Regions from separate parts of the Homo sapiens genome. Here region 1 is linked to region 2. A link is an interaction called in ENCODE POLR2A ChIA-PET data of the cell type or tissue named here. Cell type or tissue: PC-9. All regions are shown on one strand. Links, peaks and the distances in the headings refer to the core of each region. The heading gives the core; the rest is flanking DNA. Region 1 overlaps AP3M1 (adaptor related protein complex 3 subunit mu 1). Region 2 overlaps VCL (vinculin).

Region 1 (9,823 bases), core at 794-8,793, 52 kb before region 2:
GTTAAATCATGCATTCTCAAAGCAGATAAAAACTGCTTCTTGTGAGGTGAAAAAAATATAATACTCTTTTTATGTGTAAAGCACAAATACAATACATAAACAGAGAATATTCTGTGGTATTAAAATTTTATGGTGATATTAATTAGCTTCATTTAATTATTCCACATTTCATAAATCATAACATCTGGTACCCCTAAATATATACAACTATAATTTGTCAATTTACAGTTGAAAAAGAAAGAATAATAAAAAGTTTTATGGGTGAGGAATTTGATTGGCAGGGTGGTGAGAAGATGGAGTCTAAAAGGGCTCCTTAGCAGGCATTAAGGAAAAGAAAGTTTAAAAAACACTCTTAAATCAACAGACATTTTCAATTCTTTTTTGTTGTTGTTGAGATGGAGTCTCGCTCTGTCATCCAGGCTAGAGTGCAGTGGCGCCATCTCGGCTCACTGCAGCCTCCACCTCCCGGGTTCAAGCGATTCTCCTGCCTCAGCCTCCAGAGCAGCCGGGATTACAGGCACCCACCACCACACCCAGCTAATTTGTTGGTATTTTTAGTGGAGATGGGATTTCACCATGTTGGCCAGGCTGGTCTCGAACTCCCGAGCTCAGGTGATACTCCCACTTTGGCCTCCCAAAGTGCTGGGATTATAGGTGTGAGCACCACGCCCAGCTGACATTTTCAATTCTCGTAGCTTAACCTCTTTGTGCCATGTAACAGTATTTACCACTCCATTCTTCTGGAAATACACTAATAAGCTATAGTTACTAAAAACCACCCTGTTTTTTTTTTTTTCTTAGGACTCTTCAGTCACATCTTGGTCATTCTTTAGGTCCACTTCCTTGACCCACCTCCTACTCAAATGTTGGAGTTCCTGCCATAAGCTCTCTTCATACTATGCACATTCTTTCTTTTGTTTCAATTCTCCTTTTGATTAATTCCCATTAACAAAAAATCCTGATTACTTACAATTCTGATTCCAATCTGGCTTCTCTAAAGCACCAGAAGGGTATATATAATAGTTTTTTGAATATATTTATTTGGGTCAGATGTATCCAGAATTGGTCAAATTACACAGGACCAGGCCAAGTGACACATCTCTCTCATCTCCACACACCCCCTCCTCCAAGCCTAAATGTTTTTTAGCACAAAACCTAAATGTTTCTCTTATCTTTTCACTGTACCCCATCCTCATAGTCAAGACTCTAGACCAGGCCATCACCACTCATCTCCCAACTGGTGTCACAGTGTTCAGTTACCGATTATCCAGTTTCCGCAGTGTAATTAGTATGATCTTTCTAAAAATGTAAATCGGATTGCATGATTAATTAAAAAAATTATAAAATGACTTTACATTGCACTAAGAATAAAGTCCAAACTCCTTAACAAGTTTAGCATGCTCCATGAACCAATCAGTCTCTGCTTACCTCCTTGTCCAGTTTCATCTCCCCTCTTCCCTCCACCTTCCATATTTGCTAAATTTATACTGGATTTATTTGTCTTGTGTTCTCTCTCACCTCTAAGCCTTGTAGATTCCCACAGCACACTATATTTCCTGTATCATCGTAGGAATTACATCTTAACTGTATTAAGTTGTCTTCTCTGCTCATCTCTAAATGCTGTGAGTATAGGAACTCTAATTTTGTTTGTTCTTATATACCCAGTGCCTCAAAACTCTGTGTTGAATGAATATGTGGTCAAGATATTGGCTGAGAATCAGAAGAGTAGATGCTTTTCTGGTCTCATTCTCTCAAGTTCAGTATAGGCCCTTCTGTGCCTCCATCATATTATATATAGAAGGAATACATTTTTGTTTTTAGACACTGTCTTCCAAGAATATTTTGACTATTGTAAATGCATTGCTTGTGAATTACCCAGGATGATTATAAAATGTTTAGTAAAAAGGATTTATGATGTATTTAAGCTGCAGTCAAAGCTCTGGTGGGTCTGCCTCTGAACACAGTTTCTTCTAGTGGCTTTTAAATAAGCTGGGAGAATTCTGTTTTATGACTCAAAAGCCACTAGGAACAAAAAGATGGTTGTGGTAATAATGAGTGTGTAGTTTTCTCAGAAAGTTTATGAAAATAATAATTAAAAAAATAACTGCAGCTACCAAAAGGACGATAAATAAAGAAACAGGCTAATTTACACTGCAACATGGTATTATTTAATTGTTATATGCATTAGACCTTGGTCATAATATGGATAGAAGAAGTAAGCTCTCTTTTCCTATTATAGAAGGTTAAGATGGGTTTTAAAGCTAAGCACAGTCGAGAACTTACAAGTGTTATGCTTTCATCTCAGCACTAAGGATAACAACAATAAATCTAGGAGGCTGGTTTAACTTTCTGTATTCTGAGACCTGAACTACTGCCAATAAAAACAACTTCGGTGGAAACTTTCCTGGAAAGAATTTTTCACCAGCTTAAGAGGATGAGTAGAGATCTGGCCCTAAAATAAAGTAACTACAAAATCACTTACTTTCAAAACAAGCAACTCTTTCAGAGTGTATTGTGGCAAAGGAGCACTATAAATCCTTGTGAACTATATTTTCGATAGGATGAATGATTTTAGATAACCTGTGTCGGTGCTTTTAAATATAACTTCCACTCTAAATAATTTATTAAACTTCCTCAGCATAACAACTAGAATGTCTTTTGCCTCCTAACTAAACAAGAAATGTCTTTTACCTCCTCCTCTTAAATCATAAGCTAGGCTGGGTGCAGTGGCTCATGCCTGTAATCTCAGCACTTTGGGAGGCTGAGGCGGGCGGATCACGAGGTCAGGAGTTCGAGACCAGCCTGGCCAACATGGTGAAACCCCATCTCTACTAAAAATACAAAAAATTAGCTGGGCATGGTGGCGCATGCCTGTAATCCTAGCTACTCGGGAGGCTGAGGCAGGAGAATCGCTTGAACCCAGCAGGCGGAGGTTGTGGTAAGAGGAAATCGTGCCATTGCACTCCAGCCTGGGCAATAGAGCAAGACTCCGTCTCAAAAAAAAAAAAAAATCATAAGCTAAAGCAGCACATTCATGCACTGTTCAATATATTAACTACTAACCATATATGGTTATTTAAATTTAAATTAATTAAAATTAAAACTTCAGGCTAGGCTTGGTGGCTCACACCTGTAATCCCAGAACTTTGGGAGATCAAGGTGGGAAGATCACTTGAGCCCAGGAGTCCAGGATCAGCCTGGGCAATATAGGCAGACTTTGTCTCTACAAAACAAAAATTTGAAACTCAGCTGTGTGTGGTGATGCACGCCTGTAAGCCCAGCTACTCAGGAGACTGAAGTGGGAGGATCGCTTGGGCTCTGGAGGTGGGCGTTGGAGTGAGCCAAGATGACGCAGCTGCACTCCAGCCTGGGCAACAGAGCGAGACCCTATCTCAAAAAAAAAATAAAAATAAAAAAGCCGGGCATGGTGGCTCACGCCTGTAATCCCAGCACTTTGGGAGGCCGAGGCGGGTGGATCATGAGGTCCGGAGATCGAGACCATCCTGGCTAACATGGTGAAACCCCATCTCTACTAAAAATACAAAAAATTAGCCAGGCGTGGTGGCGGGCTCCTGTAGTCCCAGCTACTCGGGAGGCTGAGGCAGGAGAATGGTGTGAACCTGGGAGGCGGAGCTTGCAGTGAGCAGAGATCACGCCATTGCGCTCCTGTCTGGGAGACAGAGCAAGACTCCGTCTCAAAAAAAAATTAATTAAAATTTCAAAAAAATTAAAACTTCAGTATTGGGTACATTAGCCACATTTCAAGTGCTCAATAGCCATGGGTGTAGTGGCTACCATATTAGCACAGATAAAGGACATTTCCATCATTGCAGAAAGCCCTGTTGGACAGTGCTGTATTAGAACGTGTTCCTAATAATTAGTCTCTACAAGGCAGATAAGAGCAGGAGCTCAGAATTCAGCTGGATTTAGGTTTGAATCCTAGCTTACTGCGTGATCTTAGGTAATTGACCTAACTTTTCTGAGATGACATTGTCTTATCTGTAAAATGGGGATAATAGTAGTATTTATGGTGTAGCATTGTGAAAATAAGATGAGATAAAGTGTCTAGCATAGTGTCTGGCCCATAATAAGTACTCAATACATTTTAGATAGTATTAATTCATTTATTATTCATTATCTTTAATGAATAAAACACTTTGAATGGGGACTGAGTACAGTAGCTTCACTTTGGGAGGCGAAGGCAGGCGGATCACTTGAGGCCAACATGGTGAAACCCCATTTCTACTAAAAACAGAAAAACTAGCTGGGCATGGTGGTGCACACCTGTAATCCCAGCTACTGAGGAGGCTGAGGCACGAGAATTGCTTGCCCATGGGAGACGGAGGTTGCAGTCAGCAGAGATCACACCACTGCACTCCAGCCTGGGTGACAGTGGGAGACTCTGCTCAAACAAACAAACAAGCTTTGTTCCCAAGTAGCTGGGATTACAGGCGCACGCCACCATGCCCGGCTAATTTTTGTATTTTTAGTAGAGACAGGGTTTTGCCATGCTGGCCAGGATGGCCTTGAACTCCTGACCTCAGGTAATCCACCAGTCTTGGCCTCCCAAAGTGCTGGGATTACAGGCGTGAGCCACTGTGCCTGGCCAAAAATAACCACATTGAATGGGGCCAAAAGATTAATTTTTGCAAAGAATGCTGTGTTCCATATGTGACTCACCTGAAGTGCCCAAATCTGAGTCTGCTTGTGGATTACAGTGCTCCACTTGAAGTCATACATTATATATTTCAGATGCTGATTTTCTTCCAAGAAAAAGGTGTAATAATAAAAATTTAGTTGCAGATCTTATGGTTGGATATTCCTGTTTCATTTAAAAAATGAAAATGAAAAGTTTATCAGCTAAAGATTATAGTTAAAATCAGCAGGTTCTATATAGCAAGTCTAAGTATTCTAATGGCACTTATATTAATACCCAGACAGAAATATAAGACACAAAGCAAGCCTACTAAGCAAAGCATCTGACTAGATAAAGTAGAAAAATTTGGCAGGTTCCAACCCTGAGGTGTCAGAGTTTATTGCTAATAACTCAAGTTGATTTCTTGGCTAAACAGAGGGCTTTAAACAAAGAAATTTTTTGGTTCTAATTAAACAGGAACCCTAAACTGTTAACAGTATTCATACTTTATTAATACAATAATTACTAAAACATATCTTAGTAACTAGTATTATTGATAACTACTGAACATGTGTCGAATGGGAAGAGGAGATCATCACCACATATTCTTTAAATGTCAGCCGCTTTCATAAAAGAAAGGGTTGATGTTGTTTTCTGTCAACAGAATCAAATGAATCAATTCTGGAAAGTCTTCCTTTCCTCTTTGGAATTTATCTTCATTCATAGAAACTGTATTCATAGGTCTTAAATTCTTTCTTCTTAGACTATAGTACTATTACTTGGAATGATTGAGCCACTAGACTAAACACCTGATACTGGTGCTTATACACGTAAAAGATAGGAACAAGGTAAGATAATTAGACATTTTTCCATTGTCCCCCATATTGCAGGGACAATAAACTTCTTATAGGAAGCATAACTAACACTCAGAAAGTATGCAAATCACAATGTAAAGCCTAATGAGTTATCATAGAAGGAACACAGCTTGTAAACATCATGCAGGTCAAGAAATAAAACATTGGCCAGGTGCGGTGTCTCACTCCTGTAATCCTAGCACTTTGGGAGGCTGAGGCAGGCGGATCACGAGGTCAGGAGTTCAAGACCAGCCTGGCCAACATAGTGAAACCTCGTCTCTATTAAAAATACAAAAAAAAAAAAAAACTAGCCAGGTGTGGCGGTGTGTGCCTGTAATCCCAGCTACTAGGGAGGCTGAGGCAGGAGAATCTCGTGAACTTGGGAGGCAGAGGTTTCAGTGAGCCGAGATAACACCATTGCACTCCAGCCTGGGCGACAGTGTAAGACTCCATCTCAAAAAAAAAAAAAAAAGGAAAATAAAAAAGAAATAAAACATTACCAGCACTCTAGGAGATCATCCCCATGGCCCTCCACTCTCCATAAAGGAAACCATTTGATTTAACGTAGATTAGTTTTGCCTGTTCTACAACTTCATATAAATGGAATCATACTGTGTATATTCTTTTGCATCTGGCTTCATTTATTCAACATCGTATTTGTAAGATTCGTTTGTATGTATATATTCTTTGAGTAAATGTCTTTTCAAATCCTTTGCCCATTTTTTAATTGGCTTGTTTATTTATTTATTTTTTATGTTTTAGAGGCAAGGTCTCCCTCTGTCACCCAGGCTAGGGTGCAGTGGTGGGATCATAGTTGACTGCAGCCTCAAACTCCTGGACTCAGGCAATCCTCCCACCTCAGCCTCCCAAGTAGCAGGGACTACAGGTATGAGCCACTATGCCTGGCTAGTTTTTAAATTTTTTTATAGAGACGGGGTCTCAAACTCCTGGGCTCAAGCAATCCTCCCTCCTCAGCCTCCCAGAGTGCTAGGATTACAGTTGTGAGTCACCACACCTGGCCCTTCTTATTATTGAGTAAAAGTTCTTTATATTTTCCGGATAGGGGTCCCTTTAAGATATATGGTTTCAAATATTTACTATCATTTTGTGAATTTTTGCTTTCTTGATAATGTCCTTTGAAGCACTAAGTTTTAAATTTGATGGACTCTGGGTTATCTATTTTTTATTTTTCTTGTCTGTACTTTTGGTATCGTATCTTAAAAAACATTGTCTAATCCAGAGTCAAAATCTATGCATATTTTTTCTAAGAGTTTTATCATTTTGGCTTTTCCAATTAGGTCTTTGATACATTTTGTGTTGCTTTTTGTATCCAATTTCATTCTTTTGTATGTGGAAATCCAGTTGTTCCAGTACCATTTGTTGAAAAGGTTGTTCTCTCTCCAACTGGTCACCCAGGTCTTGGCACCCTTGTTGAAAATCAGTTGACCATAAATGTAAGGGTTAATGTTCTATTGATCTGTAGGTCTGTCCTTGTGCCAATACCACATAGTAGTTTTGTAGTAAGTTTTGAAATCAGGAAGCACGAGTTATCCATCTTCGTTGTTCCTTTTTTTTTTTAATTCAAATATATATATTTTTTCAATCTTTTTAATTCTACATATTTTTGTAAGCATCCCCCCAATTCTTGTTTCATAGTAAATCAGACTGTAGATGAAGCATTTCAGACCTTTTGTCAATCATGTCAAGTGTGAGGGGAAGTCTTTTGTAAGTCAGCCAAGTATTTCAAAATGAAAAGCTTTTCCAAAAGTAAAGGCAGAAGACCCCGCTTTGAAGGCGCTGGTCGGCACAGAAGGGCTTGCAAAGGTATGTAGGGAAGTCCACCGGTTACAGGTGTAAGGTGAGTTTAACCTACGGCGACCAGCTGGCCAGGAGCGCCCCAAGGCAGACGAGGACGTGGGGCTTGGGCGCACGGCCGCCTGCAGCCATCTCGCCCCAGATCCTGGCTCAGGAAACGCAGGCTCGGGCTGGGGTGGATGTGTGCGCCCCAGGGCCCTGGCACCCGGGGGACCGAGGGCTCCTCCCAGGTCCTTGGAACAGCAGAGTGGCTCCCAGGAAGGATGCTCAGCTGCAGGTGGGGGTCCCTGCTCCCAAGCACCCTGGCCAGGGAGGAATGGCGCACCCCACCCCGTTCGCCCCTGTTGTTCCTTTTCAAGATTGTTTTGGCTGTTGATCTTTTTCAATTCCTTATGAATTTAGGATTAGCCTGTCAAATTCCACGAAAAGGCAGCTGGGATTTTTTTTTTTTTTTTTTTGAGATGGAGTCTCAATCTGTCACCCAGGCTGGAGTACAGTGGTGCAATCTTGAGTCTCGGCTCACTGCAACCTCCGCCTCCCGGGTTCAAGCGATTCTTCTGCCTCAGCCTCCTGAGTAGCTGGGACTACAGGTGCGTGCCACCACGCCTGGCTAATTTTAGTAGGGACGGGGTTTCACCGTCTTAGCCAGGATGGTCTCGATCTCCTGACCTCGTGATCCACCCACCTCGGCCTCCCAAAGTGTTGGGATTACAGGCGTGAGCCACCGCGCCTGGCCTTTTTTTTTTTTTTTTAGTAGAGACAGAGTTTCTGCACGTTGGCCAGGCTGGTCTTGAACTCCCGACCTCAGGTGATCCACCTGCCTCGGCCTCCCCAAGTGCTGGGATTATAGGCATGAGCCACCACGCCCGGCCTGAAATTGTTTTATTTCATTTTCAGTTTTGTTTTGTTTTTTTTTTTTTAATAGAGATGAGGTCTCACTATGTTGCATAGGCTGGTCTTAAACTCCTGAGCTCAAGCAATCCTCCTTCCTCAGCCTCCCACAGTGCTGGGTTTATAGGCATGAGTTACAATGCCTAGCCCATTTTTAGTATTTTATAGCTATAGTGGATAGAAATATAATTGATTTTTATATTGACTTGTGTCCTGCAAGCTTGCTGAACTAAATTTATTAGCTCTAATAGGTTTTTTTTTGTGTGTGTGTGGATTCCTTAGGATTTTCTATATATAAGATTGTATCTTCTACAGATACAGTTTTACTTCTTCCTTTCCAATTTGGAAGCCTTTTGTTTTATTTTCTTGCTTAATTGCCCTGGTTCAAACCTCTAGTACCATGTTGAATAGAAATGATGGGACTGGGCATCCTTGTTAGGTTTTGTTATTAAGGAGAAAGTGTTCGGTCTTTCACCTTTAAATATAATATTAGCTGTGGGGTTTTCATCAGGTTAAGGAAATTTTTTTTTTTTTTTTTTTTTTTTTTAGATAGTGTCTCACTTGGTCACCCAGGCTGGAGTGCAGTGGCGCAATCTTAGCTCTCTACAGCGTCGATCTTCCTCCTGGGCTCAAGCAATTCTCCTGCTTCATCCTCCTGAGTACCTAGGACTACAGGCAAGTGCCACCATGCTTGGCTAATTTTTGTATTTTTTGTAAAGATGATGTTTTGCCCTGTTGCCCAGGCTGGTCTCAAACTCCTGAGCTCAAGCAATCCGCCCACCTCAGCCTCCCAAAGTGCTGAGATTACAGGCATGTGCCACTGAGCCTGGCTGAGGAAGTTTCTTTTTGTTCTTAAATGGCTTTCTTTTTTTTTTTTTTTTTTCGTAAAAGGATGTTGGATTTTGTCAAATGCAATTTCTGCACCTTTTGAAATGATTGTTTTAGTTCTTATTGTATATCATGTTGATTGATTTTTGTATGTTGAACCAGCCTTGCATTCTTAGAATAAATCCCACTTGGTCAAGGTGTATAATCTTTTTGTGTATGTTAAATGATATTTAATGTATAATAAATTTAAACCTTTCTTTGCCCCAACAGAAAATGATCCACAGTCTATTTCTCATAAACTGTTCCGGTGACATATTTCTAGAGAAGCACTGGAAGAGCGTTGTGAGCCAGTCTGTCTGTGATTATTTCTTTGAAGCTCAAGAGAAAGCTGCTGATGTTGAAAATGTACCACCTGTCATTTCAACACCTCACCACTACCTCATCAGTATCTACCGGGATAAGCTCTTCTTTGTATCTGTCATACAGACCGAAGTGCCACCTCTCTTTGTAATTGAGTTCCTACATCGAGTTGCTGACACTTTTCAGGTTGGTTATCTATCATACCTTTCTAAGTTAAATGACCCAAGTTAGCTGAAGGTGAGACATGATTATATTATTTAATTACCCAGGTTTTGATGTTTACTGTCTGTCTCTCTCTGTTTAAGCGTAAATTCATAAGCCCTTTTCTGTGTGGTATACAGTTACACACATGGCTGCTCTATTCACTATTTTTTATATGTATTACAGATTACAGTTGGCTCTCCATATACATGGGTTCTGCATCCATAAAGTCACCCAA
Region 2 (8,000 bases), core at 1-8,000:
TGTGCCCAATTCTCCAACTCCTCACAACACTGGGCATAACTAACTTAGAATTTTGTTCTTTTTTGTTTTGTTTTTAAAGAGACATGGTCTCTCTCTGTCACTGAGGTTAGAATGCAGTGGTGTGATCATAGCTCACTACAGACTGGAACTCCTGGTCTCAAGCGATCCTCCCACCTCAGCCTCCCAAGTAGCTGGAAAGGTGTGACTACAGGTGAGCATCACTATGCCCAGCCAATTCTTTACTCTTTTATTTTTGTACAGAGAGGGTCTTGCTATGTTGCTTGGCTGGTCTCAAACTCCTGGGCGCAAGTGATCCTCCCACCTTAGCCTCCCAAAGCACTTGGATTACAAACATGAGCCACCATGCCTGGTCTGCTTCTTGATTACATCACAGGAATTTTACTGGCTGCATTTGGAAATGGAATCACAGTTACTTATCAGCAGCTAAAGAACCCTTACCTAATTACAGATGTTACAGGACCCCTATCAACAACTTGCTTATTTGCACTGAGACCAATTTAATGAGGTTATAGTGCACTGCTGCCCTTACCGACTCCACGGTCATCCACTGTGGGATTATCAATCCACCGCTGTGCTTGCTCAATCTTGCCCTCAAGGTGTACAGCTGCTTTGGCCGGTCTGCTGTTGGCCACAGCCCGGTTGGTTTTGGTCTGCAGGTTCTGCAGGGCCGTGGCCACCTGTTTGGCCAAGGCTCGAGCCTCTGGAGAATCTCCTTTCCCCCTACAGAGAAAAAGACAGCCATCCTGTCACACATAAACACTATTTACATTGAGATCACTTAGCTGCTAATGACAAATGCTAATAGGATGACAAATTGCTCCTGATTACTATTAATTTGGTTTGAAAGGAGTGGTTTATTTATTTGGCCCTTACATAAGAAATTAATAATTTACATTCAGATTATTTTGTCCTAGTTAAGACATTAAATATGAGTTTGCATCAGTAAAGCTCAGATCAATCATTTGGTTAGCGGAGCTCAATCAATCATCACTAGGTTAGCGGCACCCTCTGCCTGCCACCTCTGAAAACACCAGTTTCCTCTGGAACTGGGTGGGCCCAGGCAGCCATGTTTGTTGTAGGAGCAGCTGAAACAGTTATAGTCAAACTAGTAGTAATACTATCTTTTGAGTCCTAATTCTGCCAGGTACTGTTACAAGCAATTTTTTGTTGTTGTTTGTTTTTTGTTTTGAGAGGGGTTTTGCTCCATCACCCTGGCTGGAATGCAGTGGTGAGATCATGGCTCACAGCAGGCTTGACCTCCCAGGGCTCACTGCAGCAATCCTCCTGCCTCAGCCTTTCAGGTAGCTGGGACTATAGGTATGCACCACCACACCTGGCTAATTAAAAAAAAAAATATTTCGTGGAGATAGGAAACATTCTCCCGATGTTTCCCAAGCTGGTCCTTAACTCCTGGGTTTAAGTGATCCTACCACCTGGGCCTCCCAGAGTCCTGTGCTGGGATTATAGGCATGACCTACCACACCCAGCCATAAGCAGTTGCCTTATATTATTTAATCCTTACAACAACCCTATGATGTAAATAACAGTATTATCCTCATTATTAAAGAAACAAAATGGAGGTATGAGGTTGGATAACTTGCCCAATGTCCCATTATTTACTTTGATAGAGTCAGGATTCAAACCCAGCACCGTGACTTCAGAGTCGCCACACTTTTTTTTGTTTGTTTTGTTTTGAGATGGAGTCTCGCTGTGTTGCCCAGGCTGGAGTGCAGTGGCACGATCTCGGCTCACTGCAACCTCTGCCTCTCGGGTTCAAGCCATTCTCTTGTCTCAGCCTCCTGAGTAGCTAGGATTATAGATGCCCACCACCACACCCAGCTAATTTCTCTATTTTTAGTAGAAACGGGTTTTCACCATGTTGACCGGGCTGGTCTCGAACTCCTGACCTCGGGTGATGTGCCCACGTCAGCCTCCCAAAGTGCTAGGATTACAGGCGTGAGCCACCGTGCCCAGCCTTCATTCATAAACTACTATACATTTGGTATCACATAATCCCCAGTCCTTGCCATAACTGATTAAACTGGGTGGTTATCTACCTCAAGGACAACATACCCACAGTCAGGCAAGGCACTCAATTAGATTCTGGGGGTTCTCAAAGTCCAGTGTGGATAAAAGTCACTGGAGATCTTATTTTTAAATACAGATTGTTAAACCCACCATCAAAAGCGATTCCAATTAAGTATGTCTGCGGTGGGGTCAAGGGGTCTGCATTTTTAACGACCTTCTCAGATGATTCTTAGGCAGATAATCCTGGGTCCATATTTCAAAAACACTGCATAGTCAACCAGTGATGGTATCTGGAGCTGGAAAGTGATTAAGCCTGGGCCGTGGTAGCTCACAGCCAGAGACAAAACCCCCAGATAAATAAACTAAGTCAACACACAGGGTGAAACAGACATAGAGGATCCCACACAGCGACTAAGAGGTGGAGGGAGGGGCTTCCAGTTGCCCAAGATCTGGCCACATTCAAGCTATTGGGTTTGATGAGGTGCCTCTATTTTCAATAATCCTCTACTTTTTACTTGACCAGGTCCTTCCAACCAAAGAACCTCAACCAAGTATCAACACAGAAATAAAAAGACAACCACAATTATATCACAAAGAAAAAAACTGCCCCCAACACCTTATTCCAAAGACTTCAAATTCTAACCATTATAAAAATACAAAGAATCTGACTCATTTTCCATCTCAGGTCCTCTCAGCCATAGAAAGGTAACTTTCAGGCTAACTTTATCTGTCTCATCTGTAAAAATAAAAATAATAGGCCAGGTGTGGTGGCTCACACCTGTAATCCCAGGACTTGGGAGGCTGAGGTGGGTGGATCACGAGGTCAAGAGATCAAGACCATCCTGGACAACATGGTGAAACCCCATCTCTACTAAAAATACAAAAATTTAGCTGGGCGTGGTGGTGTGCGCCTGTAGTCCCAGCTACTCGGGAGGCTGAGGCAGGAGAATCACTTGAACTTGGCAAGCGGAGGATGCAGTGAGCCAAGATCACGCCACTGCACTCCAGCCTGGCAGCAGAGCAAGACTCCGTCTCAAAAATAAATAAATAAATAAATAAAATACATACATAAATAAAAATAATAGCCCATCCGCGCCAGAACAGCTAATTTAGATACTCTGTCTCTCTCTTTTTTTTCTTTTCTTTTCTTTTTTTTTTTTTTTTTTTTTTTGCTGAGACAGAGTCTCACTCTGTCACCCAGGCTGGAGTGCAGCGGCACAATCTCAGCTCAATGCAACCTCCACTTCCTGGGTTCAAGCTATTCTCTTGCCTCAGCCTCTGAGTAGCTAGGATTACACACCCACCACCAGGCCTGGCTAATTTTTGTATTTTTTTTAGTAGAGACAGGGTTTCACCATGTTGGCCAGGCTGGCAGGCTGGTCTTGAATTCCTGACCTCAAGTGATCCACACGCCCTCAGCCTCACCAAGTGTTGGGATTACAGGCCTGAGCTACCATGCCCAGCTTAGATACTCTCTTAAGAGTTCCTTTATGATTCTAAATTTTTATAACATTCTCCTTTATAAAGGTGAACAAAGAGGGTCTTTAACATGATTCTGATCGTGGCTACTCCTGGCAAGAGGTTACATAGATGTATGTTTATGTGTGTGCTATAGTATTAAGTAATGATGGCATGAATGACCACACATGAAGGTCTGCTGTTAGCACCATTACCATTCATTACCTCTTCATCATTAAGAAACATTAAAGAGTACCTAGTATGTATATGGACTTCCATTAGGTCCTAAGAGTATAGAGAGCAACTTTTACATTTGACATTAAACCCTTCCTTAGTGTTATTTTAGCATGTGCTGCAGGGGTTTTTTTCTTAAAAGTGAAAAATATCTATTGAAAGAAGAAAGCAGTTAGGTGCAGTGGCTCATGCCTGTAATCCCAAAACTTTGGAAAGCTGAAGTGGGAGGATAGCTTGAGCCCTTGAGTTTGAGACCAGCCCTGACAACATAGCAACACCCCGTCTCTACAAAAAATAAAAAAATTAGCCAGGCATGGTGGCACGTGCCTGTAGTCCCAGCTACTCCGGAGGCTGAGGTGGAAGGATGGCTTGAGCCTGGGAGTTCAAAGCTGCAGTGAGGCATAGTCATGCCGCTGCACTCCAGCGTGGGTGGTAGAGTGAGACCCTATCTCAAAAAAATAAAAATAAAAAATAAAAAAAAAAAGAGGAAATACCCCTTTTCCATATCATCAAAGTAGGTGCCATGAGAGACTTTAGGAGAGGAGGCTGTGGGGAGGCTGTTGTTACAAGAAAAATCATCCAGGAAATGTAATTTAAGTATCTCCTATACTTGCTACTTACAAAATATCATTGCTGGGGAAGGAGGAAAGTACATTCTTACGCTTCTTCCCCTCCATATACACATAGGAGTCTTTTCATAGCTAGCCACAAAAATTATTTTCCTCTTATGTATGGGAAACAGATAGGTCATAAACATGATGTATCAAAGAAAGCCCTAGCTTAGAAATTTAAAAAGCATCTCAAAAAAGGAGTTCTTAGCATCCTAAATTTATCAATTTATAACTATGTGACCAGCAATAAATCATTAAACCTCAGTTACATCACTGATACAGCAAATTAACATCTGACCTAGAATTAATGAGAATATAGTGGAAGAGCATCATAAGTGCATTTAACCTAGGGGAATTGAAATATGTATGTTCTTGGGGGAAGAAAGAAAGAAAGGGAGAGGGAAGGGAGAGAGAAAGAGAAGAAAAGATATGAAAAGGCAATGTAAGGGTTAAATACATACTGTCTTCGTAGATCTGCTAATTTAGAAGTCAGAGCAGATATTTCCCCAAGGGAACGTAGAATGTCATCTCTTTCTTTAGGATCATCACATAATTCTGCTATTTTCCGAGCTTCAGCCAAAGCACCTCGAATCTGCTCTTCTCCTTCCGGTCCACCATTTGGATCTGCAAGCCAGTTCTACACATAGAAACGGAGAAGCAGCACGCTGTGATCTACTCACACACTCCTTTCTACTAAACTTAACAAGGCCAGAAGAAGGATTTCAAAAGTAATATACCAGTAATCATTTTTATAATTCTGATCTTTATTATTGTATGGAGGTTCTTAGATAAGAAACTCAATCTCTCATCTTTTTAAAATCAATTTTTTTACACCCATTAGCATAAAATATTTTCCCAAGCTTTATCTCATCTCTGAATTAACCACACCTTATTAGTTCCTCAGTTCCTCAAACATGTGTGTTTGTGAAATGCTTGAAAATCATTTTACAGTAGAGCAGTATCGGAAAACTTTAACCCCTAAACATTACAATGACCCAAGAGTTGTGAATTCTGGGACAAGGAATAGTTCCAATGTACTGCAATCTTCCCTTGGTACTCTGAGAGCTTACTTTTACCTAACTGAAGTGCTGTAAATTAAGATCTTTATTTCAAAATATAGATAAACATTTGTCTAAACCTGTGGTGGTAAAGGAGGTGTTAACATTGGTAAGTGCTGGAAGTCACTCATCACTTAGAAACCATTATCCAACCACAGTAAATGATAAGAGACAGAGAAGAAAGATAGGATATTTATGACTTAGGATATTTATGAAATATTTCCCACCCCTCCTGAAAATCACTGTGACTACCTGAGCAGCATCGATCTTCTTTGCAATGCTCTGCTTTGAGTTGGTCATGGCTTCCAGCTTGCGAGCTGCATTTTCCACTTTTGCTGTGAGCACATCCAGACCCTGAGATACCTGCTGAGCTTTCTGCATGGCCACCGGTGAGGATCCTTGTCCTCTGCTCAAAACAGACACATGCTGTCATTGTACACCCTCAAATACTTAATGACAAAATATTCCCAATAGCACAGTACATGTGGTTTTCATGAACATGCTTGGCTTTTTCCTTTTTCCCAGTAAATCTGGGACAGCACAAGAAAACAGACATAAACAAAGCAAGACGCCCAAATCAAGTACTTTTTCTTTTAAAAATGCACATTAGCTTCACGGAACTGCATAACCACTTTGAAGACCAGGCCAGCAAATTTTGATAATTATTCTCCTCTTGGTAGTGATTACATAATCCAATCTAAACTTCAGTGGGAAAATGTGCTGGTGATCTTATTGCTAGGGAGGGCTTTGTTACCATAGTAATGTGTGCTTCTGAAATAAATAGTCCATTAAATTGTCTTCTTATGGGCAAGTATACATTGAAAATGTTTCAGGAGGAAGCACGCATAGTGTTAATGAAAGTGTACCAGACTGGGAACAAGCAGATCTGTGTTCAAATCTTGACTCTTGGTACCTGTGGAACCTTGTTTATGATGTTTAACCTCCCTGGGTTTCCATTTTCTAACTTATATAGTGAAGGTAACATATAATGAAGGTAGGTAATACATTTTCCCCACTTATCTTATGGAGTGGCTTCAAGCATCAAAATAATATACTTGAAAACACTGGCAATAAAAATCTATCATTATTACTGAATTATCATCATTTTTATAATGAACCTAATGATAATCTTAAATGCCTACCTTCCTCCTAGGCAACCTATAAATATATAAATAATCGAAACTAGCTAATACTGAGCACATGGTGATAGGAAACCACTGTTTCCCATCAAGTTCCTAAAGAACTGATTTCACTATTTTCCTCTCTCAGAAATGATATGCTATTACTACTAAAAATGATATGAGTTCATGGAAACTTGTTTCTCTATTTACTTTCCCTATTTACTTGTTTTCCTTATTTACTTTCCAAGTCACAAAGTATGATTTGCCCTCATTTTACAATCCAGATTGTTTTAATCCAAGCAGGCTGGTAAACTCAATGATAGGGGCAGTAACTTTACCATTTGGTAGAATGGCATGGCTGATTATCCTAATCAGAACTTCTATTTTTAGGATAAACTCCAAAACACCTTTGCTTCCCTTCATAATAGTATTGATCTGTCATTCATCTATCTAGCCTCTGTGGGTTTTTTTATTTTTTTTGAGACGGAGTCTCACTGTTTTCCAGGCTGGAATGAAGTGGCGCGATCTTGGGAGGCAGTGGTTGCAATGAGCCAAAATTCTCCTACCTCAGCCTCTCAAGTAGTTCAAGCAATTCTCCTGCCTCGGCCTCCCGAGTAGCTGAGATTACAGGCATGTGCCACCATGCCTGGCTAATTTTTGTATTTTTAGTAGAGACGGGGTTTCACACTGTTGGCCAGGCTGGTCTTGAACTTCCGACCTCAAGAGATCCACCAGCCTCAGCCTCCCAAAGTGCTGGGATTACAGGTGTGAGCCACCACACCCAGCCTATCTAGCCTCTTTTTAAAATTCTTCTGGTTTTCGGCCAGGCGCGGTGGCTCACGCCTGTAATCCCAGCACTTTGGGAGGCCAAGGTGGGCGGATCACGAGGTCACGAGATCGAGACCATCCTGGCTAACACGCTGAAACCCCGTCTCTACTAAAAATCCAAAAAAAAAAAAAAAAAAAATTAGCCAGGCGTGGTGGCAGGCGCCTAGTAGTCCCAGCTACTCGGTAGGCTGAGGCAGGAGAATGGTGTGAACCCGGGAGGCAGAGCTTGCAGTGAGCCGAGATCACGCCACTGCACTCCAGCCTGGGCGACAGAGCGAGACTCCGTCTCAAAAAAAGAAAAAAAAAAAAAAAAGAAAAACCTAAAAAAAAAAATAAATAAATAAATAAATAAAATTATTCTGTTTTTCATCTATACCAAAACTTGAGGTAATGAATCATTCATTTATTGCCGGGTATATAAAAGGTATATATACACTTTTTCCTTGAAGTTGAGGCCTTCCTTTTATGTGGCAGAAGAGGGGAAGACTTTTAGGAAACATAGTCTTTAGGATTTAATGTGCTTTTTTTCTTCAAATCTACTACTTCATGATGAGAGATCTTTTTGTTAAAAGAGTCCAACTGTATATTACAAAATAATAACTTCTCTGAGGCTGGAAATTTAGAAATTTTTTTTTTAAAAA

What was found. ChIA-PET counts read pairs that join two places held together with the same protein. Peaks named below come from ENCODE experiments on the same cell type or tissue, not always from the same donor. Only the 100,000 strongest peaks of a DNase experiment are listed, where the experiment ranks them.
Region 1: POLR2A ChIA-PET joins it to region 2 with 20 read pairs; 5 of 35 experiments call an interaction of 5 or more read pairs at or near these places.

What each region holds. Positions count from the first base shown.
Region 1 is chr10:74,137,854-74,147,676 of GRCh38, reverse strand. AP3M1 (adaptor related protein complex 3 subunit mu 1) reads left to right here. Exons shown (of 9, transcript NM_012095.6): 2 at 9,295-9,570. The coding sequence starts at 9,298. Among named protein-coding and RNA genes, the nearest start is that of AP3M1, 8.1 kb to the left of the region's middle. In PC-9, for the core only: no CTCF peak of the experiment used is centred there; no DNase peak of the experiment used is centred there; H3K27ac peaks cover 442 bases.
Region 2 is chr10:74,087,012-74,095,011 of GRCh38, reverse strand. VCL (vinculin) reads right to left here. Exons shown (of 22, transcript NM_014000.3): 9 at 5,663-5,816; 10 at 4,814-4,989; 11 at 551-741. Among named protein-coding and RNA genes, the nearest start is that of AP3M1, 60 kb to the left of the region's middle. In PC-9, for the core only: no CTCF peak of the experiment used is centred there; no DNase peak of the experiment used is centred there.